2 separate regions of the Homo sapiens genome follow, and region 1 is linked to region 2. The links are chromatin loops, found by intact Hi-C in ENCODE. Cell type or tissue: IMR-90. All regions are shown on one strand. Links, peaks and the distances in the headings refer to the core of each region. The heading gives the core; the rest is flanking DNA.

Evidence for each region. Hi-C counts contacts between places; a loop is a spot of excess contacts. Peaks named below come from ENCODE experiments on the same cell type or tissue, not always from the same donor. Only the 100,000 strongest peaks of a DNase experiment are listed, where the experiment ranks them.
Region 1: a loop joins it to region 2, with 7 times the contacts of the local background. A loop is called at or near these places in 4 of 110 quality-filtered maps.

Annotation. Positions count from the first base shown.
Region 1 is chr1:41,424,452-41,439,697 of GRCh38, reverse strand. LOC105378678 (a long non-coding RNA gene) reads right to left here and starts at 13,317. Exons shown (of 6, transcript XR_007066029.1): 1 at 11,410-13,317; 2 at 6,397-11,020. RefSeq lists enhancers at 4,747-5,531, 5,630-6,261, 6,949-7,058 and a silencer at 11,606-11,796. In IMR-90, for the core only: a CTCF peak has its summit at 6,788 (motif pointing right); a DNase peak (open chromatin) is centred at 6,567; H3K27me3 peaks cover 2,826 bases.
Region 2 is chr1:41,019,713-41,034,958 of GRCh38, reverse strand. SLFNL1 (schlafen like 1) reads left to right here and starts at 13,234. Exons shown (of 6, transcript NM_144990.4): 1 at 13,234-13,336; 2 at 14,089-14,095; 3 at 14,181-14,733. The coding sequence starts at 14,299. It overlaps SCMH1 (Scm polycomb group protein homolog 1), which reads left to right. Exons shown (of 16, transcript NM_001394311.1): 14 at 911-976; 15 at 6,233-6,375; 16 at 6,640-7,757. The coding sequence ends at 6,765. It overlaps SLFNL1-AS1 (SLFNL1 antisense RNA 1), which reads right to left. Exons shown (of 4, transcript NR_037868.1): 2 at 6,247-6,426. RefSeq lists a silencer at 2,516-2,716 and an enhancer at 7,176-8,094. In IMR-90, for the core only: CTCF peaks have their summits at 11,513 (motif pointing left) and 12,839; no DNase peak of the experiment used is centred there.

The sequences.
Region 1 (15,246 bases), core at 2,501-10,500, 410 kb before region 2:
TGGAAGAGTGAACCACTTGCTCATGCAATGTACCTGTGCTTTCAGGATGTGCCCAGGGCCAGACCCATTTATACCATTTCCACTTGAGAGAGGGGCGTTGCTGGGCATGCTCAGTTTAATGGCTAGGTGGGTCAGACGACATAGCGGGTAGCTTGGATTAAATGGTTACCTTGTAGTCTATGGTCAGATGCTTAGCCTCTGACAGTGCCAAGGGGCAAGCCAGGAACTGTTTCTCAAAAGGTGAATGGTTATTTGCCAAAGAAGCCATGGCCTTGCTCCAAAAATGAAGGGCCTTTACTGCGGTTCTCCTATCTTGCCTTGCCAAAGGCTCCGTGCAGCATCACAGTCTGCCACAGACTCTTCGAGCACCATTGAATCTAATGGATCCTAAGGACTTGGTTTGGAGTCTTAGCCAGCTCTGACCCCATTCAAAGCAAGACACTTTTGATTGCTCAGGAAATAGTTTGAAGTAGCAGACACATATGTGGTATATGTTGCCTCTAAAATCTAGAATAGCCCACCCAGTGATATGCCTTTTAGTGGTCGGGGATGCAAAGTTCAACAACCTTCATTTATTTGTTCCTCGTTTTGAAGGGAATATTCTGAATTTCCTAAGACATTATGTCCACAAACTTAACTGAGACCCCTGTATTTTCACAGGCTGTTCCTCCCTCATTCTGGAAAACAATTGTATTTCAAGGTACCTGCTGTTTTATGATCTCTAGGACCTATCAGCATGACATCACCAGTGTACTGCACCAGTGTGATGCCTATAAAAAGATGAAATGATCAAGGTCCCCATGAACTAACTTATGGCATAGAGTTGGAGAGTTGACTCAGCCCTGAGGCAAGATGGCAGGTGTGCTGTTGTTTGTCCCTGCCATGAGAAAATAAAGTAGTTCTGATGTTCTCTGGTGATCAGGATATAGGAGGGAAAATAGTTTCTGGGTGTCAAATCTACATTAATTTGTTCCAATCATGAGACCGCTTTTGGAACATTGTGGAACTATAATTGGAATCACCACCTGATTAATTATAATCATCCATTTTCATTTTTCAAGACTCATCCAATTTACACGCTGGCCAAACTAGAAAGTTAACTGGAAGCACAATCCCTGCATGTTTCTTTCACAGTCATGTTATCTTTGTGGTTCTGTTTAATATGCATTAGTGCCCTTGACTTACTATTTTGATGTGATTTGGGAACCTATAGTGGCTTTCCCTTGGCCTGTCCTTGCTCTATGGGTCAGGGAACCATGCAGTAAATCTGCCAATCCGGAGAGTATCTATTCTAACTCTGTACTGAGAACCTGGGGAAGTACCCACTGATAGTACTGCTGCCTCTCAGGGAGCAGACTCAGATCAACATTCCATTCAGCATCTGATCCCTGTAAACCCCCACTCTCATTGGTAAATCTCTGGGTAATCTGGGTCTTTAGAAATTAGCATTAATTCAGGGTTAATTTTCAAGAGATCTAGGATCTTCGCCAGTACACTGTTATTCTGAAATATGGCCACAGGTCCTTTTGGAGAGGAACAAGAGAAGGTTTAAGGAACTAAATTATATTATTAGATAGTGTTTCCTCAACGCTGACCACTCCATTCAAGGGATCCAGGTTCCGAATTTTTTTTTTTTTTTTTTTTTTTTTTAGACAGAGTCTCACTCTGTCACCCAGGCTGGAGTACAGTAGCTCAATCACAGTTCACTGTAGCCTCAACCTTCTGGGCTCAGGTGATCCTCCTGCCTCAGCCTCCCAAGTAGCTAGGATTACAGGCACATGCCATCATGCCTGACTAATTTTTATGATTCTATTTTTTTTTGTAGAGATGGGGTCTCCCTACATTGCCCAGGCTGCTCTCAACCTCCTGGGTTCAAGCAATCCTCCCACTTCGGCCTCCCAAACTGTTGGGATTACAGGCACGATCCACTGTGCCCAGCCTGGTACGACATATCGAGTGGGGTGAGGGTCTGACATTTTTTATTGTAATGGCTTATTTTCCATTGATATAAGGGGTTTATTTAACAATGGCAACTACCACCAGCATGCCTAATACACAGAGAACAGCCTTTGGGTGGGGCAGAGGGGTTCAAAGAGGTTGGCACTCCCCTCCTCAATGATAATGTATAAGGTCTTAGACAAGGGAGTAACTTCTGGGGTCTCTTAAGGGTCAGGGTTTGGGATAGGAGGACATCTTTCTCCTGAATTTCTTACATCAAGAAATCTCTCCCAGCTCCTGGGAGTTTTGAATCCAGCATATTGAATCCACAGCTCAGACAGGCTCATTGACATCAAGAAATTAAGGCCACTGGTGCCATAGAACAGAATTGAGGGCAGAAGGAATTCTAGAACTGTGAATTGAAATGTCTGTTTTTAATGGCACCAGACAGCCTAAAGAAAGAAAACAGGGATGAAAAATCCCTAGGTCCTTACCTCAAGGCATGGACCCAAACCCGGGAACTTTCTATGGTTTTCCCCCTTGCAAATGAACACCCTTAGGCAAGGAGTCTTGACTTGAGCTGAAACAGCCCCTTTAAGAGCGGAGAAGGGCCAGCTTGGCCAGCACGGGACACTCTGTAGAGCTTGGAAGTCTGGGTCTCTGAGTGCACCATCCTGTCTGCCCTCATTCTGATTCTCAACTCTCACCTCTTCTGGATTAATTCCTGACATCAGATCTAAAATGATATTCCTTCTGATAAACCATCCGCATGTGGTATGCCCAGGATTTTGCCAAGACAAGTTAGTAAAGTCTTGTAATTCTGTTGGTAAGTAAACTTTCTCCTCCAAAGTTTGTCTTTATAATTGGTCAACAGGAACATGCTGGAATCTGATCTAGTCACAAGCCTGGAAGCACAAGCAGGGAGTGTTGTTTTCTGCCTTGCAAATGAATACCCTTAGGCAAGGAATCTTGACTGGAGCTAGAACAACCCCTTTAAGAGGGGAGAAGGGCCAGCTTGGCCAGCATGGGACACTCTGTAGGGCTTGGAAGTCTGGGTCTCTGAGTGCACCATCCTGTCTACCTCATTCTGATTCTCAACTCTCACCTCTTCTGGATTAATTCCTGATATTTATGTAAAAACCCTGCAAAGTTTGGGAATTCAACTAATATTGTAACTCAGCAACCCACCAGATCAAAGTAGGCATCTGGTGTTTGGTCGTGTCTGCCCTGCCTTGATAGGAGATGAGATTCTTTTTCCAGACCGTAGAAAGTTCTCGAGTTTGGGTCCATGCCTTGGGCTAAGGCTCTAGGGATTTTTCATCGCATTTCCTTTCTTTAAGCTGTCTGGTACCATTAAAAACAGTCCTTGAATTCCTTCTGCCCTTAATTCTGTTCTCTGGCACCAGTGGCCTTTGAAGTCTTGCCTTTGATGGGCACTTCATTTTAGGTGACCACAAGGGGCAAACCTTACCCCAGGACTCAGCACCTGCTGCAAACACTTGGCTGATCTCACCCACCCAGTCTCTCCCCACTGCTTCGATGCTGGGCCCACTGGGTGGGCTGATTGTTCAGGATGAAATCCCTGCTTCCCATCCCGTAGTCCCCACTGTTTCAGGGACCCGGGCTCTTTCTGGCAGGAAAAGTTCCCACCCATCCCAATCTTAGCCTGCTAATCCAGCCTGCAGTATCCTGCACATGAACTGCTGCCTCTCAACCCATCCCTCAGCCAGGATGCCGGCACCCAGCCTCACCCCCAGAAGCCAGAGCTCCAGACCTGGCCCAACGAGGCACCAAGAAACCAATCTTGGCAGGCTTTTAACCCAAAACCCCACAGGAGCCGGCTCTAGGGGACACTGTGTGGGCTGAGGGTGGCAGGGGGCGGCACAGGGCAGGAGATGACAAAGCCAGACACAAGATTCCAGACTAGATAAGCTGCTGGGAATGGGGAGGGGGCCTGGGTGCAGCATTCCTGGGCGGTGACGCCATCTCCCTAGCCATAGAGGGCGGCAGGCAGGAGCCTCTGGTTCCCCCCGGGAGGACTCGTCCTTGCCGCTATCTGATGAGGGAGCTGTCGGTTACAGGAAGACAAGACTATTAACAGGACAACTCTGGAGAGCCAGAAATTAACCCACCACGCCAGAGGCGGGAGGTGCTGGGTGGGGTGGATAATTGAGGGGCCTTGCAATTAAGGCAGCTTCAGGTTGAACCAGCCATTCTCAGAGCTGGGACTGGGATCCTAGTCAGCTGGGGGCCCCAGAGGACTTTGGGAAGGGGAGTTCAGTCCCTGCTCCCCACCATTCCTGCTCACCCGGGCCTCACCTCCCACCCTCCATCCAGCCACACATGGAATTCACACCTTTGCTCATGCTGTTCCTCCCATCTGGAATGCCTTTCCTTCTCCACCTCACTCAGTCCTGCTCTTATTTCAAGACCCTGCACAGGCCCTGTCTTATTCAAGAAATTTTCCTGTACCAATCCGATTGGAAGAGATTGCTCTGATCTTGCACAATACAGCCCCTTGATGTTATGGTGAGAACACAGACTCAGAGAGGGGCAGTGATTTGCCCAGAGTCACACAGCAGAACCAGGGCTAGAACTCAAGACTCCTGAATCCCAGAAATCCCAGACTAAGATTCTTTCCACCACATCGTGAGCTCTCCAACCAATAATCAGCCTGAACATCTTGTGCAAAACTCAGGACATAGAATGAACGCCTCCAGGGGTTCAAGGAGGATATGACCATATTTATCAAGCATCTGTTTCATCCCAAATTCTCTGCAGGGATTGGAGCTGCCAAGGCAAGCAGGCACAGAGGCAACCCTGTTCTCAGGGAGCTTGCGGTCTGTGGGACAGAGAAGACTGCCATAGGGTCACCCAAAGGTTTGTTTAGTAATAACCAAGAAAGGGCCCAAAGAAGAGGCCGCAGACTGCCAGGAGCTTGCAGCAGAGGCATTCAACCCTGCCGGGGGCTCAGGACAAGCCTCTCTAGAGATGCTGTGCCTGGGCTGAGATTTGGAGAGTGAGTAGGTGGCAACCAGGCAATGAGGTGGGATGGGAAAGAACACTCCAGACAGAGGGAAAGGTCAACAAAGGAAGTCCAGGATGGCTGGACCTCCAAGTGAGGGGAAGGCGCCCTGAAATCTAACGGGGTCGTCATAGGGCCCAGATAATGCAGGACCTCCAGCAGAGACATGTGTTCTTCCTCCTAAAAGCACTGAGAAGCCCCTGCAGGATTTTCAGCAAGGAACCACATGTGAGCCTGATAAAGTCATTAGCTGCAGTGTGGGGAAAGGGTTGGAAAGGAGCTAGACGAATGTGGGAACCGCCAACAGGCTCCTGCACCAGTCCAGTGGGCAGTCAAGGAAGGAGGCAGCAGGAGTGTGTGAGGATGGAATCTTCTGGGGCTGTGGGTCTGGGGACTAGGGAAGGAGTTGAGGGAGAGAAAGGAATCAAGGAAACCCCACCTGGGTTTCTGGTCTGTGCAGTGAGTGGAGGGTGGGCAGTTACTAGGGTGGGGTAAGGAGCTGAGGGTGAGATAAGCTGAGTTTGAGCTGCTTTTGAGCTACTGCAGCTCAGAGGAGTTAGGGACCGAGAGGTGAGAGGGCAAGTGTAGATGCAACCCAGACTGTGGTGGGTGTGGGCACGAGGTACCTACTCTGAGTTGCACCTTCTCATGGAGCTCCTTTAACAGGGTGTCATTGCTCCATTTTCCAGAAGATGAAACTGAGGCTCAGACAATGGAAAACAGTTTTCCAGGAGTTTCTTCGATAAGAACTTGGTGAAATCAAGATTGGAACTGGATCTGCCTCCCAACACCCCTACCTACTTTTCCCACCTGAAGCTGACCTTAAGATGCCTCCATGGCCTGAGCTTGACCCAGAGAAACCGAGTCAGAAGCTCCTTATGCAGATGGGGCTGCAGGGAGCTCATTAGCATAGGCACTCAGAGGGAACCACTCCCTTCAAGGAAAGAAAGGCAAGGAAGACAGCCTGGAGGTGAGCAGAGTCCCTGTCCCTGTAGTCAAGGCTACTGACCCCCCCAACCCGTCTGCCCATCGCACAAACATGCACTGATGCCAGCTTTGCACTGGGCCCTCTGCTGGGCCCTTCACACCCAAGAGGGGTGCACTGCTCCCATTGCACAGTTGAGGAAATGAAGGCCAAGAGAGAAGACGGTCACAAAGTGAGTTAGTGTAGAAAAGGACCCAGGAGTTTCTGGCTCCAGAATCTCAGCTTGCCCTCTCCAAGAGCTGCAAGGGGTTCAGTGAGCAGCTGGTGGAGGAGGCAGTGAGGGGCCCTGGGCTGCAGGGGGCAGGGGGCCCAGGGAGTGTAAAAGGACAGGAGGGAGGTGGGTTGGCATCTGAGAGCCTTGTAGCCAGCCTAGGATCCACGATAGCATATCTTTGCCTCTTCCCTGCCCACTCAGGCCCAAGGCAGTATCCAGGCGTCCCATCCCCACCTGGCCTGTTGTGTCCAGTTCTCCTGTCAAGCTTCATCTGGGGCATTATGGCCAGAGCTGGAGCCTCTGGTGCCTTTCTTCAGAAGAGACCTGAACAAAGGGACCTCAGACAGAGCCAGCACTGGCCTTGTTGGGTGGGGAGGGAGCTGACTCATGTGGTCTGTGGAAGGGTGCCAATGCCCAGCCCTCAGCCTGGGGAAGCCAAGCCTGGGAGGGAGTGGACCCTGCTGTGTGAATCTCGGGGGTAGGGTGGGAAGGCCTGGCTGTGCAGAAGTGGCCAGTGCCCTGCAGAACCTGAGGGATGGCACGGAAGGGGCAGGGCTTGGAGAGCCAGATCTGGAGGGAGGGGAACGAACTCCAGGGGACAGGCACAAGGCAGACGTGGTCTGGGCCAGCAGGGGGCGCTGCAGCAGCAGAAATGGCCCCATGGCCAGCAGGGAGCCTGCCGAGCCTGAGGTGAGTCAGAGGTTACTCAGGCTTCATGACCCTGGAGCAGGGCAGAAAAAAGCCACCCACTCCACAGACCCGGCTACTGAGGCACAGCCCTAGCACAGGAGACCCACTGTGGGGTCATGAACAGGCCTGAGTTCTCAAGAACAGACTGAGCTTGAATCCTGGTTGCTCCTCTCTGTGTGACCTTGGGTGAGTGACGGTCAGCCCCGGCCATAACACAGTACTGCAGACTTGGCAGCTCGCAACAGAAACTCATTTCTCCCAGCGGTGGCGGCTGGGCAGCCTGGCGCGGGGCCATTTCTGGAGCGGGCCCTCCTCCTGGCCTGCCCTGTACACTCACATGGAGAGAGCGTTCCGGTCCCTCTTCCTCTTGTTATAAGGCCGCGGTCCTGTGGGATTATGACCTCATTTTACCTTCATTACCTCCTAAAGACCGCGTCCCACATATAGTCACATAGAGGGTTAGAGCTTCCATATATGAATGTGGGGGCAGCAGGGGCACAATTCAGTCCGCAGCAGCAACTCCTTTCCTCCAAAGCTCCAGCTGCCACCTCTGTAGAGTGAAGATCCTCAAGGCGCTTGCCCTGTGGGGTTGCGAGGCATTAACGGGATCGTGCAGGTGAGGCCCAGCCTCTGGCACGGTGTAAGCGTCCATGAGAAACAGGCAAAGTCCTCCCCCAGGAGCAAAGCAGGGGTGCAGGCATCTGGACCAGCTCGGGGATGTCCACGTCTCCTGAGCCACACAGGGCAGGGTAGGGACCTGGCTTATGGCAGAGCGGAGCCTTCGGAGCAGGAGGGGGCTCCAGAGCCAGGAAGGCAGGGAGAACACCAGGAATGGGGCTGGCCCCTTGCCAGATCCGCTCCATTTGACCAGCGGACACTTATCAAGCCCCTGCCTCGTGCCAGGCAATGTCAGGCGCAGAGGTTTCAGGGGAGGAGGCATGCTGGTCCTGCCCTCCAGACCCCGGCAGGGGGCACCTCCCGCTGGTGTGTCCTGGGAGCATCTGTCCTGCATTGAGACCGGCTGAGTATCCCCTGGTGTCAATGACTTCTCTTTCCCTGTCATTCCCAGGAAAGCTCCTTTGCTTCAAACTAACCCCATGAGGTTGGTATTGGTGTCCAGCTACAGAAAATGGAAGGCTCAGAGACGTTAAGTGACTTACCCAAGATCACACAGTAGAAACCGAGTTTATCTGATTCCAGAGCCCATGTTCTTTCCAGTGTACACACTGCCTAGAGCTGACTCACTATTCCTTCTCTATGATGGGCCCATCTAGGACCAGAAGGAGGCTTTGGAAGAACCTTCCACAGTGAGCACTTGGGGGTCCTGATGCCCCCTGAGAAACCTCATGTCCTGGGTTTCTGGCTCTGCTGCAGATTGGATGATCTTGGGAAAGTCTCTTGTACCAAGCCTCAGTTTTCACCTCCCTCGGATGGGGCTAGGAGTTCATCACAAAGCACAGGATAGAGCACACCCCCTTCCCCCTCACTCCTCACCTCTACTTGCTCCATTCCAAAGACCCACCCTCAGGATCAGCCCCCACCCAGGGGCAGGCAGCGGCTGTGCTGAAGGGTCCTCCACCTTCTCACGGGCATGGTCCCATGAAGATTAAGGACACAGGCGCCCAGAGTGAGATGCTCTCTTGATGTGCTGGGCACCCCTGGAGGATTCCTGAAGGCCCTCAGCAGACCAGCTCCAGCTGGGGAGAAACAGCATCTGGGGGCACAAGAGACCCAGGACCAGGGGCTACCCTGGCCTGCTCTGGGCTCCTTCCTTGGTCTCTGGACCTTCGGGGCTCCCCTGGCCACAGGGGACATTGCAGACTTGGCCTGGCTTGGAAAGGGCCCTCAGCCCTGGTACACCCAAATAATAATTAAATTCCCTGGTCAAGCCCATTGGATCAGATGAACTCCCTTCATGTGAATATGGACATCAGCCAGCTGAAATGCCACACCCACTGCCCACCTTTTCCCCAGCCCTTGCGCTGAAGATCCTATAGGGGAAAGCTACTACTTCCACTAAAAACGATTCTGTGCTTTGGAAAATACGTGCAAGAGTTGCAGGCAAAAGAACTGCCAAGACGCCCCACAGCCAAGCCTGAGGTAAGACTGTAAGTGCTTTGGAAAGAATTTCTGGCAACCCAGGTACAACATTTTTAACTGAGATGTCCAGTGTTCCTCAGAGAAGGGCAGCATTAGAAAATTCAACATCTGTCAGCCTCACAGGATCTGGCAGTGGGAGAGCCTGCACCCTGGCCATGGTGGCACACCTGGTTCTTGTCTGCATCCAGAAGCAGTTTCGGTTTTAGTTGCATAAAATAGAGGTCTCTCTATCTCTCTCCCCACTGACCCACTATAAAAGTAATGCTTGTTTAAATAAACTTGGTAAATATGACAATAAGGAAAAAACATAGAAAAGTCCCCAGCTCTGTCTCACCCCAAGCGTCCTCGACATTCGCTGACATCCTTTTGTTCCTTTGCTTACCCCTGTGCTTTAGATGGTGCTCTGTCGTCTCCTGCTCAGTACATGTAAGATTTCATGAGCATTTCCCTTTCATTCTAAGTTCTTTCTCCTCCAAGAGGCTGATCCCATGGCTCACAATCTGAAAATTGTTTCCTGCTATTCTGCACAAAGCTGTGATGCATACCTTTGTGCCAAAAGCTGTTCTCAAATTTTAAAATATTTCCTTCAGATTGCTTTTTCAGAGTGGTATGGCTGATCAGATGGGAGAGGAGTGTGGAAGGTTCTAGATCCAAAGACCCTCTTGAAAGGGTGATTCTTTGCACCTGTGAGAGCCAGAGACGGTCACAGGAAAGATGGCCCCTCAAACCGAGAGCCTTCTACAATTTGTCCTTGAAATGGCCAGAGGACATCCCCAGGGATACTCTCCCTTCTGCTGAGGCCCACAAGGATGGGGACGTCACAAGTGGCCCTAGAAAGAGGACTGGGGCTCCTGACCCTGACAGAGGCTCACAGTTGCTTCATCTCAGAAGCAGCAGCCCCATCGGCTGGGGATTTCTCGTGGGGCTTGAAGTCGGTCATGTGACTGTCATTTTTTTGCCACTGACAAGCTGTGTAACCTTGTGCAAATTACTTAACCTTTCTGAACCCATTTCTACATCTGGAGAATGGCTACAATAATGGCACTGGCTTTCCTTGGGTTGCTGTAAACATTAAGTGGAGTGTTGTTTGCAGCACCCTGAGCCCAGGGTTGGCTACACCACTGCGGTGTCCCACGTAAGCAGTGACGCACGCATTGGAACTGCTGTAATGACTACTTCCACTGCATATTCATTCCACTCTGTCCCAGAGCCTTCCACTGACTTCTCAGTCTTCATTTCTTCAGGGTAAATAGGGCTGAGCATGGTTCCCTCCTCCTAAAGTTGTTGGAACGGAGCCAACACGTGTCAACTGCACAGGCTTCGTGGTAGCTTACTCGGCATGTTGTTGGTATCCTCCAGTGGAGGAACTCGCTACCTTTGGATCAGGCTTCAGGGGCAGCCAAAGCCTGTTTCTGGCTCTACAGAACATGCTGGCTCCAACTTCCACAGAACTCCTCCAGTTCCAAACCCCAAGATCCTGGGGTCGCACAGCACTGAGGTGCAGTCCCAGGTTCATCTCTCCCAGCTGTGTGTCCTTGAACAAGTGCATCAGCCTCTCTGAGGAGCCTCAGGCTCCTCATGTGTAAAGCAGGGGCTTCAATCATGGGGTTGTTAGGAAGAGCAAACAAACTCACGAGGCACACAGGAGATGTTCATTATACATGAATTTCCTTTCCCCTGCAGATCCTGAAGGGATTCTGTGTTTACAGGGGAATGAGAAAGATTTAAGAGAAAAAGCCTAAATTCTGGGCAAAATCAAGATGCCTGCTTGAGCAGTGGGGAATCAGCGTTCTCAGCCCTGCCTGCTTCTATCTCTGAGGCTGCTTGGAAACACTGGTTGAGTCCCGGATTCAGCCCCAGCGCCCGACAGTATGGCCCAGAGGCCTGGTTTTTAGCCGCTTCATGGCTCTTCTGCCTCTATGAAGAGAATGGTGATGGGGATGGGGATGATGTCATTGGGCACACAGTTATTAATGCCTGTGTACCAGGCCCTGTGGAAGGCTCCAGGGTTAGAGATGAGGTCCCCACTCCAGAGACCTTCTGTTCTCATGGTGGCTGGAAATAAAGACTGCAAATTAAGGAAGTAAGATGAGCTAAGCTGAGATGAGCTGGCAAGTGAAGGAAATAAACAGGAGGACGCAACAGAACAAGGGAAGGGCTGACTTCCGCTGGAGAGGACATGTTTGGGCGGAGATTTGATGGAGGAGAAGGGGCCCACCAAGACTAGGGGTGCAAAGGTGCTGGGCGGGGAATCAGGCATGATGTGCACGAGAAACAGCAAAGAAGCCAGGGGCCGGGATGTGGTGACCCAGGCTAGTGGGCAGGAGCCAGATCTCCACCGCTCAGCCTGGAGCACAAAGCAGTGGGGTTTTGATGAAAGGATGAAGTGGGGAAAGACAGCAGGTCTGTTCTGTGTGGCTCATGTGGGCAGCTCCAGAGGGGCAGCTTCCAGCTCACCATAAGGCCAGCCTTCCAGATGGACAGAACCATCTAAAGGTGGAAACGGATTCTTCATAAGGAAGTGAGCTTCCCACAGCCAGAGGCATGCAAGCCGGAGGAACAGATTGCTTGGAAGGGAGCTCCGGGTCGCACTGGGCTGCACACATTCATTCACTTGGTCACTCAGTGGACAGTGGACAGTTGTGGATGCTGCTGTGACCAGCCCTGTGCTGGATGCTGGGGTGACTGAGATGGGTCTGTTGTGCCACTGCTTTTGTGGAGGTCATGGCCCAATGGGGAGGAAACCCTGGGAAGAGGGTGGAAAGGATTTGGGGTCATCAGAAGGGGGACAGAGCAAGCATGAGGGCCACAGAGGAAGGAGTGAGAGGAGGAGGACGGGGAGGCGGGGAGAGAGAGGGAGGAGGGAGCATTTGTGGCTTGAGGGAGCGTCATGGTAGACGGGCACGCACAGGAGATGGGTTCCTGGACTCCCCCACCCCCTGGCTGTGTGACTGGCTGCGCCTGCTCCTCATGTGCTAAATGGGAGCAGGAACCCCAGCTGCATGTCCCTCTTGGAATGCGGCTGGCTGTGGCAGGCAAGGGCTCCGAACTTTTGTTGCTGCTAAAGATTCACAGGAATGTTGGACAACCAACGCACTGTGCCCAGAGCAGAGAACTGGGGCAGCCTCGGAGGGGCCTCGAAGTCCTGCTGGGGACTCTCAAGGATGGCCCGCTAGGAGCTCGGCTTGACCTGAGAAGAACCACCACACGCCCCTTCCTGCCCCGGAGGCCTGAGGATGGGAGATGGGTGAGACAGGACAGTGGGCCTCCTAGCCTGCCTCTTGCTGCTCAGCCCTGGGGAGGGAGGCCCATGCTCGGTGGCATTTCCAGAGCCAGTGGGCACAAGGGTGGGAGCTGGGGGCTGGCACCGATCACAGTTCCAGAGCCAACTGCTCATTAATCCACCTCCCACATTGGCTTCAAAATAACTCATTCAGCCTAGAAGAACTGCTGGCCGCCTGCCAGGGAGGGCCCCAGAGGAGGGGCCCACAGAGCCTTCTCATAGGCGGCCCCCCACACTGCAGGCAGGGACCCCGACAGGAGGACAAGAGATGCCCCTGTTCTGAGGAATGTGCCCCTTCCTCATCATGGGGACTTCCCCCACTATGGCTCTGCCATGGACAGGTGAGGAAACTGAGGCTCCAAGGGGACAAGGATGACCCAGCAAATCAGACGGGGGCTGCTCTGCAGTGGGCATGGAGGAGGGACACTTAGAGAGGCTGAAAAGAGGGGGCAGAGAGAGCGCCTCTTGGGGTTCCATTGGCCTTCTGCCAAGAGGAAGACGCTAGCACCCTGCGATCCAGCCAGAGGGGCCCAAGGCTGAGGTGAGGAGGGACTCCAGGCTTTAGGATGAGGCTGCCTCAAATGCTAGAACAGAGTGCTGGGACCTGAGTTCTGGATTCTGAGGTACACGTCTGTCCACCGGTGGCGGGGGCTTGGGCCACCAAGTCCAGTGCTACAGGCTCCTGTCCCTCAGAGAGCTTGGCCACAGCCAGGCCTCTAATAGAATGGTGGCCATGTCTTCCTCCTCCCACCAGGCCCGGGGACAGCCCGGAAATGGCCGGGGCTCAGGACTTACTGGTCAAGGTAGAGCTCGGGCTGAAGCAGGATGCAGCCACTGCCCTCCAGACCCTTTCTGATTCTTCCCATCAGCTGCCAAGCTGGGGAATAGCCCAGGTGCACTGGGGGAAGTAGGTGTGTATGTGCATGTGTGGGCGTCACTCAGAGAAGGCCACAGAACCCCCAGAAAGCAGGAGCTCTGCCCCACATGTCGGGTACAGGGCTGAACTCACTGCCTTCCCCGTCTGCTCCTCTCTCCCACCTCAGAGAATGAGCCCCCGTCAACTACCCGGGTTCCCACAGCAGACACTTGCTGCCTCCTCCTGCCCACCTCCTACATCCAAACCACCACCCAGTCCTGCCCAAGCCCCTCCCAACTCACATCCAAACCACCACCCAGTCCTGTCCAAGCCCCTCCCAACTCACATCCAAACTACCACCCAGTCCTGCCCAAGCCCCTCCGAACTCACATGCAAACCACCACCCAGTCCTGCCCAAGCCCCTCTGAACTCACATCCAAACCACCACCCAGTCCTGCCCAAGCCCCTCCCAACTCACATCCAAACCACCACCCAGTCCTGCCCAAGCCCCTCCGAACTCACTTCCAAACCACCACCCAGTCCTGCCCAAGCCCCTCCGAACTCTCGGAATCCATCCGCTCCTCACCCCCAGCCCACCAGAATCCAGGCCACCACTATCACCCCTTGGGACTGCTGCCAGGTCCTTGTCATGTTTCCCTGCTCAGCATATCCCCTGCTAGCACACACATACACACACATACACACACATACACCCACACCCACATACGCACACATTTATACACATATACCTACACACATATACACAGACATATACATGTGCATACACAATCTATACACACAGCTATATACATAAACATATAGCTACCTATACATATAGCTATATACATACATGCACATACACAATACACACACACACATACACAGACACACATATACACACACATACACAGATGCAATACAGACACATATACAAACACACAAATATACAAACACCTACACACATACACGTATACACATATGCATATGTACAATACATGCACATATACACAGACATATACATATGCATACACACATCTATACACACACCTATATACATACACATATACACAAACACATACACAAATACACACATACATAAACACAATATAGACACATATACACATACACACACATACACACGCATATACACCAACACATATACACATATGCACACACACATGCACACAAACACACATACACATATGTACACAGCAAGTGCACACACACATACTAGCACACACGCTTGCACAAACATATACAAACACATGCCTGCATACACAGATATATATTCACGCAAACATATACACACATACACACACATACATGCACACACATACATACATGCATGCATACATACCACACATACACACATAACACACATGCACACACACACCACACATATCTATACACCACACCAAACACCACACACACCCACACCACACATGCACAGACACGCCACACACAGACACACACAGACACACACACCACACCTACCACACATAGATATACACCACACCACACACACAACACATGCAGATACACCACATCACACACACAATACACATGCACACACACACCACACCACACCCACCACACACACAACATACATAACATAATACACACAGACACACCACACACAGACACACACACCACACATATACATCACACCACACACACAACACATGCACAGACACACCACACACAGACACACACACCACACTTACTACACATAGATATACACCACACCACACACCCACACATACACAACACACATGCACACACACACCACACACACCACACATACCACACATACCACACATAGCTATACGTCATACATACCACACACACGCACATAACACACACAACACACATGTACACACACCACACAGACATACCACACACAGACACACACAGCACATAGCATACATAGATATACACAACACACATGCACATACACAACACACGTGCGCACACACACACCACACACACACACCACACACACCACATATACCACAAATAGCTATATGCCACACATACCACACACACGCACATAACACACAACACACATGTACACACACCACGCAGACATACCACACACACATCACACATACTACACATAGGGCACACCACACCCACACAACACACACAGACACAC
Region 2 (15,246 bases), core at 6,986-14,985:
GTAGCTGGATTGCCTCCAAGGATTAGAGCAGGAGTTGGGGTGGAACAGTGGGTAGTGAGCTAAGTAACAAAAAGTCTTCATTTACCAAGGGGCAGAAACCCAGATATCTATGAGTAACAGTGAGAAGGAAGAGCCAATGGTTGGGTACATGTTTGGCCTCTGAAGAACATGAGCTTTCATAGGAGGATGGTCTAGAAGCAGCAGTGGGGAGCCAGGAGAATGTCACTTCCACACCCTGATTCCAGCCTCCTCCAGCCCAGGGACGCATGAGTGAGGTGTGAAAGTATAGGAAGACTCCATTAGCAGAGCCTGCAATGAAAAAAAGTCACCTCGGCCGGGCACGGTGGCTTATGCCTGTAATCCCAGCACTTTGGGAGGCCGAGGAGGGTGGATCACGAGGTCAAGAGATCAAGACTATCCTGGTCAACATGGTGAAACCCTGTCTCTATTGAAAATACAAAAAATTAGCCGGACGTGGTAGTGGGCACCTGTAGTCCCAGCTACTCAGGAGGCTGAGACAGGAGAATGGTGTGAACCCAGGAGGCCGAGTTTGCAGTGAGCCGAGATCACGCCACTGCACTCCAGCCTGGGGGACAGAGTGAGACTCCGTCTCAAAAAAAAAAAAAGAAAAGAAAAGAAAAAAAGTCACCTCAGCGGAGAGAGCTTTCAGGAAGGCTGAATCATGGGAAGAAGCCTGTGGTGCCCCTCCCCCCACCCCAACCCGAGCAGGGCAGCAAAATGGAATCTAAAGGGCTCTCAAGTAGAGAGGCAGAGCTGAGCGCTGATTCTAGCCTCGGCTCCCTTGCTTTGAGACTTGAGTCAGTCATCTCACCTCTCAGGTCTTCCTCATATGCAGAATGTTCCTCATGTGCAAACTGGAGATGGTGACACCAACCTGGTCTTTCCACAGGAGTGTTAAAAGGATCAAATGAAAGAAGGGATATGGAATCATTTTGGAAACTAAATCGTTCCCCAGGTATGAGGGGAGTTACTGTTATTTTTATCTTCCCCAAGGCCCTGTTTCTGAGAAGAGTACTTTGTGATAGGCTGCCCTCCTGGCACTGGCCTCAGATGGTACTGTTGTTCCCTAAGCATCTCCAATTTTCCTTGGAAACCCACCATGAGTCTGTCTGCCAGGTCATTGTATAAATCTCTTTACAGCCTGATGGTCTTCATAAGGCTATGAAAAGATTCATTCGGCTGGCCCTAGAATTATTTGTCTTAAAGAATTTGGATGTTGAGTCTGTTTCCTCTCTTACTGCATTAACCAGGATGATTAGGCATGAGCTTGTTAGTTGGCCTCTTGTGGATGTGCCTCAACTGCCTTAGTCATGCTCAGACTGAGACAACAAGCCCTCCTTGAAGAGTAAGTGCCAGCCGTACACATTGAGGGGCGATGGGGAGAGCTTTGCCATAGGCTGTCTGCAGAGGGAATAGGAAAAGACAGGGCAAGTCACTTCCTCTCTCTTTTCACCCCTCCCCTCTGAACTAAAGATGGTGATAACGCCTCCTTCAAGGGCTATTTTAAAGGTCAAATGAGTTGACAATGGTGGGGGTTCTTTATAGAATATTGTTGATATATCAGGTCACCTTTTTACCACTGCCACCCTGGTAGTTCATGCCACAGTGGTCTCTTGCCTGGCTTATCATAATGGCCTCCTTTTTTTTTTTTTAATAGTGTCTCTCACTGTGTCACCCAGGCTGGAGTACAGTGGCTCAATCATGGCTCATTGCAACCTCAGCCTCCTGGGCTCAAGCGATCTTCCTCTCAAGCTACCTTCCAAGTAGTTGGGACTGCAGGCATGCACCACCACACCTAGCTAATTTTTTGCAGAGACAGAGTTTCACCATGTTGCCCAGGCTGGTCTCAAATTCCTGGGCTCAAGCAGTCTGCCTGCCTCAGCCTCCCAGAGTGCTGGGATTATAGGCATGAGCCACTGTGCCTGGCCTAATAGCCTCTGTCTTTTTTTTTTTTTTTTTGAGACAGAGTCTCACTCTGTCGCCCAGGCTGGAATGCAGTGGCGCAATCTCGGCTCACTGCAACCTCCGCCTCTTGGGTTCAAGCAATTCTCCTGCCTCAGCCTCCCGAGTAGCTGGGATTACAGGTGCCTGCCACTACGCCCTGCTAATTTTTTGTATTTTTAGTAGAGACGGGGTTTCACCATGTTGGCCAGGCTGGCCTTGAACTCCTGACCTCGTGATTTGCCCACCTCGGCCTCCCAAAGTGCTGCGATTACAGGCATGATCCACCATGCCTGGCCAGTAGCCTCCTTCTTAACTGGCCTCTCCATGTCCCCCTGAAGTCTGTTACCAACATAGACAATGAGAGTGATCCTTCTTATTGCAAGTTGGTTCATGTAACTCCTGTGCTCAAAACCTACCTATTTCACTCAGAAAAGCCAGTGGTTTTCCATGGTGTACAGGGTCCTCTGTTATCTTCACTGCCACTTCCCTCCTCTTCCTCAACACACACATCCATGCCTCTTAGTGTTATTTCACACCACTTTCTCCCTCATTCACTTTGTTCTGATACATTGGCCTTCCTGCTAAATCCTACATGTGCTATTTGCTCTTCTGCCTCAAGGTCTTTGCTCAAATTTCATCATTTCGGAGACATCTCTCCTAATCACCATATAAATTAGCAACTTCCTACCACCTGCCCTCATGGAGTTTATATTCTAATGGGAGTAGGCTGACAGACAAGCATATAAATATATAGTAGTATTAAATATGTGGGTCGTCTTAGTCCATTTGGGCTGCTCTAACAAAGTACCATGAACTGGGTGGCTTATAAACAGTAATTTATTTCTCACAGTCCTGAAGACTGGGAAGTCCAAGATCAAGGCACCAGCAGATTTGGTGTCTGATGAGGACCCACTTCCTGGTTCATAGACAGCCATCTTCTCACTGTAACCTCGCACAGCCAAAGGGGCAAGGGAGCTCTCTGCACCGTGTTTGATGAGAGTACTAATCTCATTCATGAGGGCTCTGCCCAGAGGTCCTACCTCCTAATATATATTATCATGTGGGTAGGGAGGGGTAGGATTTCAACATGGGAATGTTGAGGGGATACATATTCAGTCAGTAGCATGTGTGTATTTATATATACTATCATATATATGTGTGTATAATATCATGTATGTATGTATATATGGTATCTAGCCTCTGATTAGAGGAATTATCTAAGGTGGTCCAAGAAAGACACATTCTTGCATATACACTCTCTCCCCATATCTTCTCTCTGTTCTCCAGAGCCTCTCTGCACTTGGTTTCTCTCTTAGCATCACAGTAGACTTTTAAGACAGGGAGAAGTGACTGGCTCACAGAGCCCCCTCCAACTTTCCATCTGTTAACACCTCCAAAAAGCCACTGGGATTTCTGTGACTCTAAGCAGCCCCTGCTGGCTCTAGCATACCTCTCCCCAGTGCCCAACTATAAGCTTGAAAAGACAATATGCTAGAATCTCTGCTCCAAAAGGGGCTGGACTAGGCCAGGCCAGACAAAGTGTACTTTGACTTTTTAGGCCCGGGACCCAGAATGAAGGCAAATGGGAGGAGATTCTTAGCCTTTGCCGGAGAGAGTTAAATATTAGGCCCTTTTACTTTAACAGGTGTGTGTGTGTGGTGGCGGTGGGGGAGGGGGGTGGTTGTTTGTTTATTGTTTGTTTTTGAGACAGGATCTTACTCTGTCACCCAGGCTGGAGTGCAGTGGTATGATCATAGCTCACTGTTAACCTTGAATTCCTGGACTAAAGCCATCCTCACACCTCAGCTTCCTGAGTAGCTGGGACTATTGGTGCATACCACCACACCCAGCTGATTTTTTTACTTGTTTTGTAGAGACAGGGTCTCGCAATGTTGCCCAGGCTGGTCTCAAACTCCCGGCCTCAAGCGATCCTCCTGCCTTGGCCACCCAAAGTGCTGGGATTACAGCGTGAGCCACTGCACTCAGTGTACAGGTGTGTGTTAGCTCTGCCACTTGATAGTTTGCAACAAGGCACCTCTGGATGCTGTAGATACAGACGTGAGCAAGGCAAGGACCCTGCCTCAATAGAGACATAGTCTGGTTGGAGAGAAAGAAAAATATACAAGTAACTATTATCTGTGATCATTATTTATCTAACAGATGTGTTCGAACATCTACTGTGGCAGACCAGGCACTCTTTTATGTGTCAGCAACATAGCAAGGAACAAGAGAGAGCTTATATTGTATAGGGAGGAGACAGATAAGAAACATAAAATAAATGAGTCCATGAAATTATTTTAGGTAACGATATGTACTGTGTGGGGGTAGGGGGAAACTAGGGTAATTGGATTGTAGAGAACTGTGCGGGGAATTGAGCATTTTTACTAGGAGATCAGGGAAGGCCTCTCTGTGGAATCAATATTTGAGGTAAGAACCAAATGTTGAGAAGGAGTCAGGCATGAAAAGATTTGGGAAAAGAACATTCCAGACCCAGGAAATTGCATGTCAGAGGATAAATGCTTGACTTATTCAAGAAGCAGAAAGAAGGCTAGTGTGTTTGAAGCACGGCGAGTAAGGGGTAAGTTGCGGGCAGGGGCTGCAGAGTGAAATGAGGCCGAAGGTAGGAAGGCTGAGCTGATGGAGTACCTCATAGATGCTGGCAAGCACAGGAAGGAGTTCAGATTTCATTTCATATGCAAAGGGAGGCCACTGCATTGAGTTTTTAGAAGGGGTTGACATGGTTCAATTACTGCTCTTTTTGTTTTTGTTTTTGTTTTTTTTGAGACAGGGTCTCGCTCTGTCACCCAGGCTGGACTGCAATGGCGCTCACAGCTCACTGCAGCCTGGAACTCCTGGGATCAAATGATCTCCTGCCTCAGCCTTCTGAGTAGCTAGGACTGCAAGCATGTGCCACCATACCAGCTAATTTTTAAAAATTTTTTGTAGAGATGGGGTTCTTGCTTTGTTGCCCAAGCTGGTCTTGAACTCCTGGGCTCAAGCAATCCTCCCATGTCAGCATCCCAAAGTGCTGGGATTATAGGCATGAGCCATGATGCCCATCCTAATTATTGCTTTTTAAAGGTTCCTTTACTGCTTCATGGAGAATAGAGATTACTAGCATGGTGTGATGGGGGAAAATGGTACAGAATGATCTGTAACCAAGAATATACTAAATACTTTGTGAGACCATTTATTTCAGTATTTGACCAGAAAAGTTTCATAAAGGAACTGATCCTTGAAGCCGAGACCTGCTTAGTTAAGTTGAAGTTTGCCCAAAGAAAATTAAAAATTGAAGGGAGAGAAGGGGACAGATTCCAAGCAGAGAGAATAAAACATGTAAAAGATCTCTGACAGATGATAGTCAAAATACAGAGATCCCAAATCCCACAGGGGAAACAGGAGGCGTTATATCTGAGTCAAAATTGAGATGAAAGCTCCAAGCAAAACACTAAATTAACATTGAGATTCCTGGCAGCCAAAGCAAAAACTTTTGTGGCTGGGCGCGGTGGTTCACGCCTGTAATCCCAGCACTTTGGGAGGCCACGGCAGGCAGATCACTTGAGGTCAGGAATTCAAGACCAGCCAGGCCAACATGGTGAAACCCCGTCTCTACTAATAATACAAAAATTACTGCATGCCTGTAATCCCAACTACTCAGGAGGCTGAGGCAGGACAATTGCTTGAACCTGGGAGGCAGAAGTTGCAGTGAGCTGAGATGGCGCCACTGCACTCCAGCCCCTGGGTGACAGAGCGAGACTCCATCTCAAAGAAACCAAAAAACCAGCTTCTGCCTTAGTGTATCAGGCTGTAATGAGGTCACCTATTCTCCAGGCCTTGGAAAAGAATCCAGGGTATTTTTTGCCCACGTGCCAAGGATTTGTCTCTAATCTTACCAGGCTACCAGTCTCTCTAGAAATGGTCCCCCAGAGCCAAGGCAAAAACAGCCCCACTCACCAGGCCCCCCAGACACCCAAATAGTCCCCTTACCATGTTGGTACCACTGTCTCAGGTTTGGGCTGAATCATAGCCTCAATGCAAAATTTCTTCTGGCCATTTCCAAAAATCAGATCTACCCTTAAAAAACAAAGATTTGGCTTTCCCTTTGTGAAGAAATGCTTCCCTCCCCCAGCTATCTCCAGTTCCTCAGCTCATCGTCTGGCACTACTGTGAGCATCACCTAGAAGGCCACTGAGATGTGCCAAGGAGAGTGGTGGGGATTTACAAACCAGTCCCCGCCCTTTATGGTAGGTGCCCTCCTGTCCTGCAGGGTCGGACCGATACCTGGAGAGCCGCGATGCCTCTCGACTGAGTGGCCGGGACCCCTCCTCATGGACAGTCGAGGATGTGATGCAGTTTGTCCGGGAAGCTGATCCTCAGCTTGGACCCCACGCTGACCTGTTTCGCAAACACGTAGGTGCTGCTGCCTGACCTCTCAGTAGGAACCTGTGTGGAGAGCCTCACCTGGTGGGGACAATACGAGATGTTTGGGGAGGAGGGATGCTTAGAGACAAAGGCTGAGGAGAACAGGTAGGCTTCAGCATCACAGCAGGTGAACTGGACTCCATGTGGCGGGCACTTCCCAGGATGGCCTATAATCAGAACCTGGGGTGGTCAGACCAACCAGGACTCTGATGGTGCCTCCCTTCCACTTCTGCCCACCTCCCCACCCCCCAGGAGATCGATGGCAAGGCCCTGCTGCTGCTGCGCAGTGACATGATGATGAAGTACATGGGCCTGAAGCTGGGGCCTGCACTCAAGCTCTCCTACCACATTGACCGGCTGAAGCAGGGCAAGTTCTGAACCAGGAGAGGCAGCCTAGACAACCAAGTGGCAGCAGGTGGGGGCATTCTTCTAGGAATGAGGGGCATCAGCCCACCCCAGGCACCTCAGTGGGGTTCCGGGCCACCTCAGGACTCCAAGAGGCTGTGTGGAGCCACCACTCCTAGCCACAGCTGCCATGATAAGTCCTTCCATGAAGGACTGAGGAGGGAGAGTGGGGGTCCAGGGCTGGTGCTGCTCTTCCCTCAGCTCTGCCGGGGCTCTAAGGTCCCTCTATTTATTTCTCAACCCTGGCTGGCCTCTCACCAGGAGTTTAGGCTGAATGCCTTCCACGTGATGGAGGAAAAGGCCAACTCTGTCCTGGTCTTGCTGTGGCACCCCATCGCCCCACAGCTCGTACCTTCTCACCAGATTCCCCTGAATCCAAACTCGTGGTGCAAACCTCTACCTTTTTTACAAAAAGATCTTATTGTTAATTTATTGTTTCTGGCACTTGGGCAAACCCTGTAGTTAATACTCCTCCCACACTAGACACTGGGTTTCAGGAGGAGGGAGACTGCCCTGCTTTGGTCCCAGAGAGGCCCTCTGCAGATAGGCGTGGCCCCTCTTCAGAGGACACTACCCTAGGGCACTTTCTCTTTGAGGTGGAGAGACCCATAAAGCCTTGACCACATCACTCCATATGGGGAGGAGAAGGATCCCTGTCACCTTCTCCTCTCTTCACGGGGCCCTTTTGCAGCCCTAGGCCTCATCTGTGGGAAGGGAGTCCCTGGCTTATACTGCCCCCACCACAGCTCCTTGCCCTGGCCAGAACTGCTGTCGAAGAAAATCAGGCCGGAAGGCCAAGAAGGCGCTAAGGGGGATGGGAGGGCAGGTTTTCCAGGCTGGAGTCGGTTCCACCCACTCGCCTGTCCACAGGCTTCCTTGTAAGCAAGTCAGCAGCACAGCTACTCACGCTGCCATCTGGACTTATTTTATGTCAATCTGTTTATAAATAAAAACCAATATAGATACCAGTGTCTTTTTAATCAGTTAACAGCCAAATCACTACGCATTCATTGGACCAGTCATTCCCCTTCTCTTGGTCTTAGTTTTCTCATACATAAAACGAGGCCGAGCACGCTGGCTCATGCCTGTAATCCCAGCACTTTGGGACGCCAAGGTGGGAGGATCTCTTGAGCTCAGGAGTTTGAGACCAGCCTGGGCAACATGGTGAAACCCCAGCTCTACAAAAAAAAAATACAAAAATTAGCCTGCTGTGGTGGCGCACACCTGTAGTCCCAGCTGCTTGGGGAGCTGAGGTGAGGGGATGGCTTGAGCCTAGGAGATCGAGGCTGCAGTGAGCCGTGTTCGCACCACTGTACTCCAGCCTAGGTGACAATTTGAGACCCTGTCTCAAATAAATAAAATGGAGAGCTTGGAAAAAATGATTCCTAAGCGTCCTTCTAATTCCAGCAGTCCCTAAAGAACAGGTGGTCTTCCGAATGTCCACCAGAGCCCCAGCATCACACAGGCCCCTTGGAAAGTCAGTATGTGAATCCAGTCTCCACCCTCAAAGGGCTTTGCTCTGGTGCAGCTAGACAGTAGTAAGCACAGCAGCTATGCAAAGCCAGAGCAGGAGGGAGCAATCTTACATCAGCAACTCCTAGGAGCCTCAGTGGCTGGGCATATCCTCACCCATATAGGGTGGGGAAAGATGCAGGCCAGCACAGCCAGGTCAGGCCTGCACTGTACCCCTTGTGCTGACCAGGGGCCAGGCACACAACTCCAGGGCCACACGTCGTGTTTATAATTGGAGTATAGGGTTTGCAGGAGGAAGAGAAGGCATAGGGGAGCAGCAGGTCAGTGCAGTATAACCTGATAATAACCACCACCAACACTTATATCACTGTGTGCCACATGAGCTGCTTACATGAATTAGAACTATCTCACTTACTCTTCACAACAAACCCATTTTATGGATAAGGAAACTTAAGCTCAGGTCACACAGGCAGGAAGTGCCAAAGCAGACATTTGACTGCAAGGCTGAGGTTCTAGCCAGCCCACCTATGTGCCAGGAAGCTTTGGGTGGGTCATTTCCTTTCTTTGGGCCCATCTGGCTATGGGGTATTTGCATGAGGAGACTTGTGAAGGCCCTTCAAGCTTTCACCAGTGACAAGTTCCAATATCATAACTTACTTAGAATATATTTTCTACTTGGCCACTGTGAGGTTCTAACCATGGTCACTGTGAAACAGTCAGGGTCAAGGCTGCCAAACAAGTTGAGGCCCTCATTTTCTACCAACTCCTTGACACTGGGGTTTTTTTTTTTTTTTTGACAGTGTCTCTGTCGCCCAGGCTGGAGTGCAGTGGCACGATCTCGGCTCCCTGCAACCTCCGCCTCCCGAGTTCAAGTGATTCTCATGCCTCAGCCTCCCAAGTAGCTGCGACTACAGGCACACGCCACCATGCCTGGCTAATTTTTTGTAGTTTTAGTAGAGTTTCACCATCTTGGCCAGGCTGGTCTCGAACTCCTGACCTCAAGTGATCCGCCTGCCTTGGCCTCGCAAAGTGCTGGGATTACAGGCCTGAGCCACCGCACCCGGCCAACACTGGGATCTTGTAGACTGTGCTGTTCATTCAGGGTATTCCCAATGAGCACCTTGCTGAACCCTAACAACAAACTTCTAGATGTGACCCTCAAGACACAGGGACTAAAGGTGACACTGGCATATGTAGGCAGGCCAGACATGCTGCAAAGCTGGGCACCCACCCCACCTTACCCTCTTCGCCAAGAGTATGTAACTTCCTACTGAGCATTGTTGTGAGAACTCATTGTGCTGAGTTGTTTTTCTACACTATCCCACTGAAACCTCACAACAGTCCTATAGTATAACTACTGTTTCCCTATCTTACAGGTGCTTAGAGAGGTTAATTCCATAGCTGTTAAGGGGTACATGTCCTGCTGCCTGCAACTCTCTCCCGTGGGCCTTTGTCTCAGATCCAGCTACCATTCAGACTCCAGACCCCTGCAGGCTACACTGGGCATGTCATTAACTTTGAAGACTGTCAAACAGAAATGGCCTGGCTGCAGGGCAGCGGGAAGCAGCCCTCTTCAGGGGAGGAGGGCAGTCCTCACAGAGCCTCTGGTCATCAGGAGTTATTCTCCTTGGTTGCCCAGGTGACAGCTCAGGTACAAGGGAATGAGACACATCAGGGAGAAGGGGGTTGGTTCACTGTGGCTTAGAGGCATCATTCCCCAAAGGAGCTCATATCTCTTTGAACAACTCAATAGGCATAGCTTTCAGGGACCCCATAAGCCACATACCCAATTGAGTCATTCCACATAGGACGCCCAACCTTATGGCTTTTTAACAAGTGTTTATAGTTCACACAGAAAACTCCAAGTGCTGATAATTTACAATTAGGAATCATGCTTACCATAAGTAATGTTGCACTGAAACAGCTAACATACTTTTATCTGGTTTCCAGACAAAAAGAACTAGAAAGGTAACCAAATGTCAAGTTCTGCAGGAAAGGAGAGGATGATTCACGCTGCCATAACCTCTGGGGTCAAAATTAAATGTTGTTTAAGAAAGAAAAAAACCCCTCAACTTTGGAAATTGTTTCAAAAGCCAAAAGCCTTCTAATAGTGACCCAGAATCATTAAAAGCACTCGAACGGGCCTCAGACCCAGTGCACACATGCTGCAGTGTTGGAGAGGCCACTCCGTGAACCCCAGCAGTCCAGTAGCCCACCAGGTGGAAAGGCACAGGTGCCAGAGGTCTCATGGCATCAGCTTCATGTGCTCACCCTCAATGGGGGGACAGGGAGATGACACTGACTTTGTGCTGAGCTCAGGAGGGAAACACCAAACACTTTGGGAGGTAACAGAGATCTAGGCCCCACCTAAGGCCGAATCCATGGGAGTGTGGGGCATTTTTCTGGAACACTCCGCCCTCCCCAGCCGTGGCTCCACCCTGCCTGCTGGCCGTGGACTGCATTGTCCAGACACTCTTTGTGGGGGTCTTATGGGACTCCTTAAGATTGATCCCTGAGGTGTAGCAATGGTGGGCCAAATGGACACTGTTCCGGCCCTCACACTGGTGCCACACTCCCTCGTTGGCAAGAGCCTGAAGGTGAATCATCCCTCCTTCTTTACCACCAAAACAAAAAGTGTGGGAAACCTTGAGAAGAGGGTCCCAACACTTCTCCCCTCAGCAGCCCTCAGCTTTTTGCAGCCTCTTTACCTAAGTACCCTGAGTCACTGGACATGGTCTTGCCACCACATTCCGTCAGGGCAGAGCCACAGCTTCCAGCCTTCAGCCCAGAGGCAGTCACAGCCAAGCATCAGAACTGCGGCTCTGTGCCTACAGTGCCAAAGCCACTGCAGGTGCTCACAGAGGCTGGCAGCCCACAGTACCCAGGGCACAGACACTAGGCTGGAGCCACTCAAGTCAGAGATACTCTGCAGTAACTGGGGCTGGGCCCTGTCAGAGCCAGGTGGGGATCTACAGGCTGGAGGCAGCACGCTAGGGGAGGGCTTGAGACCAAGGGAGGCTGGAGTGATGTGGGTCCCAGGACCTGGAAAGCTATGTTTGTAACTCTGCTCCCCAGAGTTCGCTCTTCTTGATCATCCTTGTTCTCTCCTGCACCTGGCTGGGCTCATTCCTCTTCCCTATCCCTCTGCCCCTTGACTGGCCTTCCTGGGCAAACAGCAGATTGTGAAGTGGGAGCTGTGGGGAAGAGGGGATGGCATGCCTGCTGTGGGTTCAGGGATTGTGGCCATGTGGGCCACCCAGTGGACACTGTCCAGATAACATGAAAAGAGGCCATCCACAGCGGCTCAGCTCTCTGCCCCTCATCTTTGGGCCCCACCTCACATTCATAAAGAGGCTTAAATTCTAGGGTTTTTTCCTTCAGTTCAAGATGAGGTTTGTCAGTGAGGTCACAGACATCCAGCAAGAGGGTTAACGGGGCTGCTTATCCCCCCACTGGGAACCCACCACTCCAAGCTGCCTGCAGAGCACCTATACTTTCTAATACTATTACCTAATACTAGAGAGCCAGAGACACCGTAAATAACCTTGTTATCTTATATTTATGTATTTAAAAGATGGTTCATAAATGTGTTTAGTGCTTACCATGAAAGACAATTTTTACCCCCATCTCCAAAAAGAAGTAGAACTGATTCAGCTCACAGAAGGCTGTTAAAGGCGCCAGAGAAATATGTGATGCAGTGGCTTAAAGAGACTGCCAGGAAGAGTGGGGAAAGTTGCTGCACTCAAGTCAATTTGGGAAATTTCATGCAGAACAGCCACCCAATAGCAAGGCCTCTAGGTAAGTAGGGAGAACGCCTCTGGTCATGTTCAGGTGTTTCGTCTGTCAAGGTGCTTCTCCCGGACAGCTATTTCTGCACAGTTCAACACGACTTGAGTTGGCCATCTCAAAACAGCTATAGCCTCAGTTGCTGTGAGGGCACCTCATGGATGACAGAGGCAAGAAAGGCTTGAGGGAGAGGGGGTGAGGCAGGGGGAGCTTGGAGCCGTCATTCTCTAACCCTAAGAGCTGTGGACACAAAGCCGAGCCCAACCTGGCTGCTGCCCGGGCGGGCAAGGAGAGGGCACCGAATGCACTCTCCCCAGAGCCTCGCACTGCCACCAGTTGAGGCCTGCGCCCCTCTCTTCCCCGCACACCATAGCCTCTTTTCTTGAGTGCTCTACCCAAACTACTGCCTCACCCCCTAGGAAACAAACATTTGGTAACATCTTCAGAAAGGCTGCTTTCAAGGAAGGCAGCTTCTCTACGCTGTCAAACAGCTTTCTTAGTTGAAGCATCTAACTGTGGCACCATCCTTACTGCCCCCAATTGGGGCTTCCAGAAGCAGTGTGGGCAAGCGCTGCCAGCCTTCTGCAGAATGATGAGCACTGGTCAGTCCTGTGCTGATAAAGACTGTGTGTCACCCACGTCTTGGTTTCTCCAACAGCAGGTAACAACCTCATCTTCCCAAAGAGATAGATAGCTACGCCTGACCTATTTTTCAGGGCTCTTCTGGACAGCAGCCTCTGTCTCCAGCACAGAGAAGGGCCTGGCGTCAGGGGGAGCCCTGGAGCCTACCATGTGCCTCCTGCTCCATCTTGGGAGCAGCTGGGCCCTGTCAGTACTCAGTAGAGCCTGGGATTGGTGACTGACTAAAGAGGGAGGTGGAGGCTTTAGGCAGCAGCGCTGAAAGAGGTGGCAAGAGGTGACCTGCATGGGAACTGGGGCCTGAAGAGACATCACTAAGTGGGGAAGTGTGTCCCACAGCCAAGCTGCATGGTGGGTGGGCCGCTGGGTCTGCTTCCAGTGTGTGGTGGGACCCACAGGGAGCTGAGTTTTCCTGTTTGATTTCCCGCACCCAGCCTGCCTGTGGCTGGCCAAGAAGGCATTGTTGAACCTCATGAGATCACAGAGGTAGCTGTGCAGGCCCCGCCCACTTCCTATAACCCTGGTTCTGGCCGTCCCTGTGCCAAGCCTCCAAGTTCCCTGAGAGCTACCGGCCAGGGGTCGGGAGGCTATGGGAGCTCAGGGCAGGCACCTCCCATGCTCCCGCGGGAGCCACCAGGACATGAAGGTCATAGGCCTCTCCTCTCCTCCTCTTCCTGTTTGACCTGAATGCCCCCAGGCCAACTGCCTCAAGGATTCCATTTGAGAAGATGCAGGCTGGGTGTGTGGGGAGCAGTAGAGGGGCTGGTGTGTGCACATATGTGCACAGCTCAGGACAGAGGCTCCCTGGACTTGGGGCGGGGGCACTAGGGCCCCAACTCTAACCCTCGTTCTGCCCTGTTGACCTCTGCTCTCTGGACCAAAAATGGAGGACTCAGTCTAGACTAGTTCTTAGGGTCTAGGAGCCACCTTAAGTTATGTTTATATGCAAAGGCCATTTTTCTGAGAGGCCATAGCTTTCATCAGTGTGCCAAAAAGCGTGAGATCCTCTGCTCTAAAAGCCTCTGCCCCAGCGCTGCCTAGTTTCAGAGCCCCCGATGGCCTCACATGGGGTTTTAGAGCAGGCAGAGAAGCTGCAATGGGGCCACCAGCCAGTCCTCAGAGTCCTGGGTTAAGGCCTCCTCTCCAGGAGGCCCTGTGTAAAGGTTTTCTCTGTTGCCTGGAGGCAGGAGTGAACTGGTAGGCAGGAAACCCTGAGGGTACCTAGGAGGCCCCTAGCCTGTGGGTTGGGGAGGGAAGACAGGACCCCTGGGGCCACTGAAATGGTGGAGCTCTCAGAGACCTGAGTTCTGGTCCCTTCTGCCACTTTTTGGGCAGATCCCGTCTTCCCACAGGCCCTGTGTCTTGCTCAGTCCACGTGACTCTGCTTTCTCATCCTAGGCCTCAGGTGGGTGGCAGGCCCTTTCCTGCTTGCCCTCTGCCCTCCCTCTCTCTGGCCCTGCCCAGTCTCTGCCAATCTGTGTACCTCCCAGGAGCCGGGACACTCCCTGAGTCCTCTGGGAGCCCTTAAGCCACACTGAGAACACAGACCCTGGGAGAAGCAGCCAGCAGTGAGGAATCCTGGAACCCCTTCCCAGGGAGAGCCTTCCCATGACCCCCATGAAGAGATCAGTGCAAACACAGGTGTCAGAGCCCTTCATGGAGTCCTGGGGTGAGGAGTCCCTGCCGGAGCTACCCGCAGAGCAGTCCCTGACGGAGTACTCTGACCTCGAGGAGGCTCCCTCGGCGCACACTCTCTATGTGGGCCATCTGAACCCCCAGTTCTCAGTGCCGGTGCTTGCCTGCCTGCTGCGAGACACCCTGGAGCGGCTGGAGATGCCGGTGGCGCGGGAGCACATTGAAGTGGTGAGGCGGCCGCGGAAGGCCTATGCACTGGTGCAGGTGACTGTCCACAGGGACACCCTGGCCTCCCTCCCCTGGCGCCTGCAGACGGCCCTGGAGGAGCACCTAATCCTCAAGGAGCTGGCAGCCCGTGGGAAGGACCTGCTATTGAGTGAGGCCCAAGGGCCCTTCAGCCACAGAGAGGTAAGTGGGACTTTTCCCAAGCAAGCTCCAAAGCCTCACCCCAAGGGAGAGCCTCTGAGTGGGAGTGGCCTGCAGAGTGGGGATGGAGGGGTGTCTCTGGGGAAGCAGGGACAAATCTGCAAACTTGGGGGCTGCCACTCAAATGACCATGGCTTGCGGCTGGTACTGCCAGCTTTCTCTGGGAAAAACAGTTTGCCTCAAGCTCAAGCCCGACGTTTGTGTGAAGAAAGGCCACGAGGGGACCTCCTCTCCTTAGGTCCTTTTACATTCCAGCCTCTGGGCCTGGGAGACCCTAGAAGACACAGGGGCCCCGATTTTCTCCTTGGCCCAACTCATTTGTTCAATTGACAAACATGAACACCCCCTCTGTGCCAAGAGTAAGGCAGGGATGAGAGGCCCAGCCAGGCCCCCAGGAAGCCCTGCATCTGTGGCCAGAGCTGGACAGCCACCCACCGAGCTGCAAGGTGGCTGCGCTCAGAGCTGTGAGAGAAGACAGGAAGGTTTGCCCTGCTC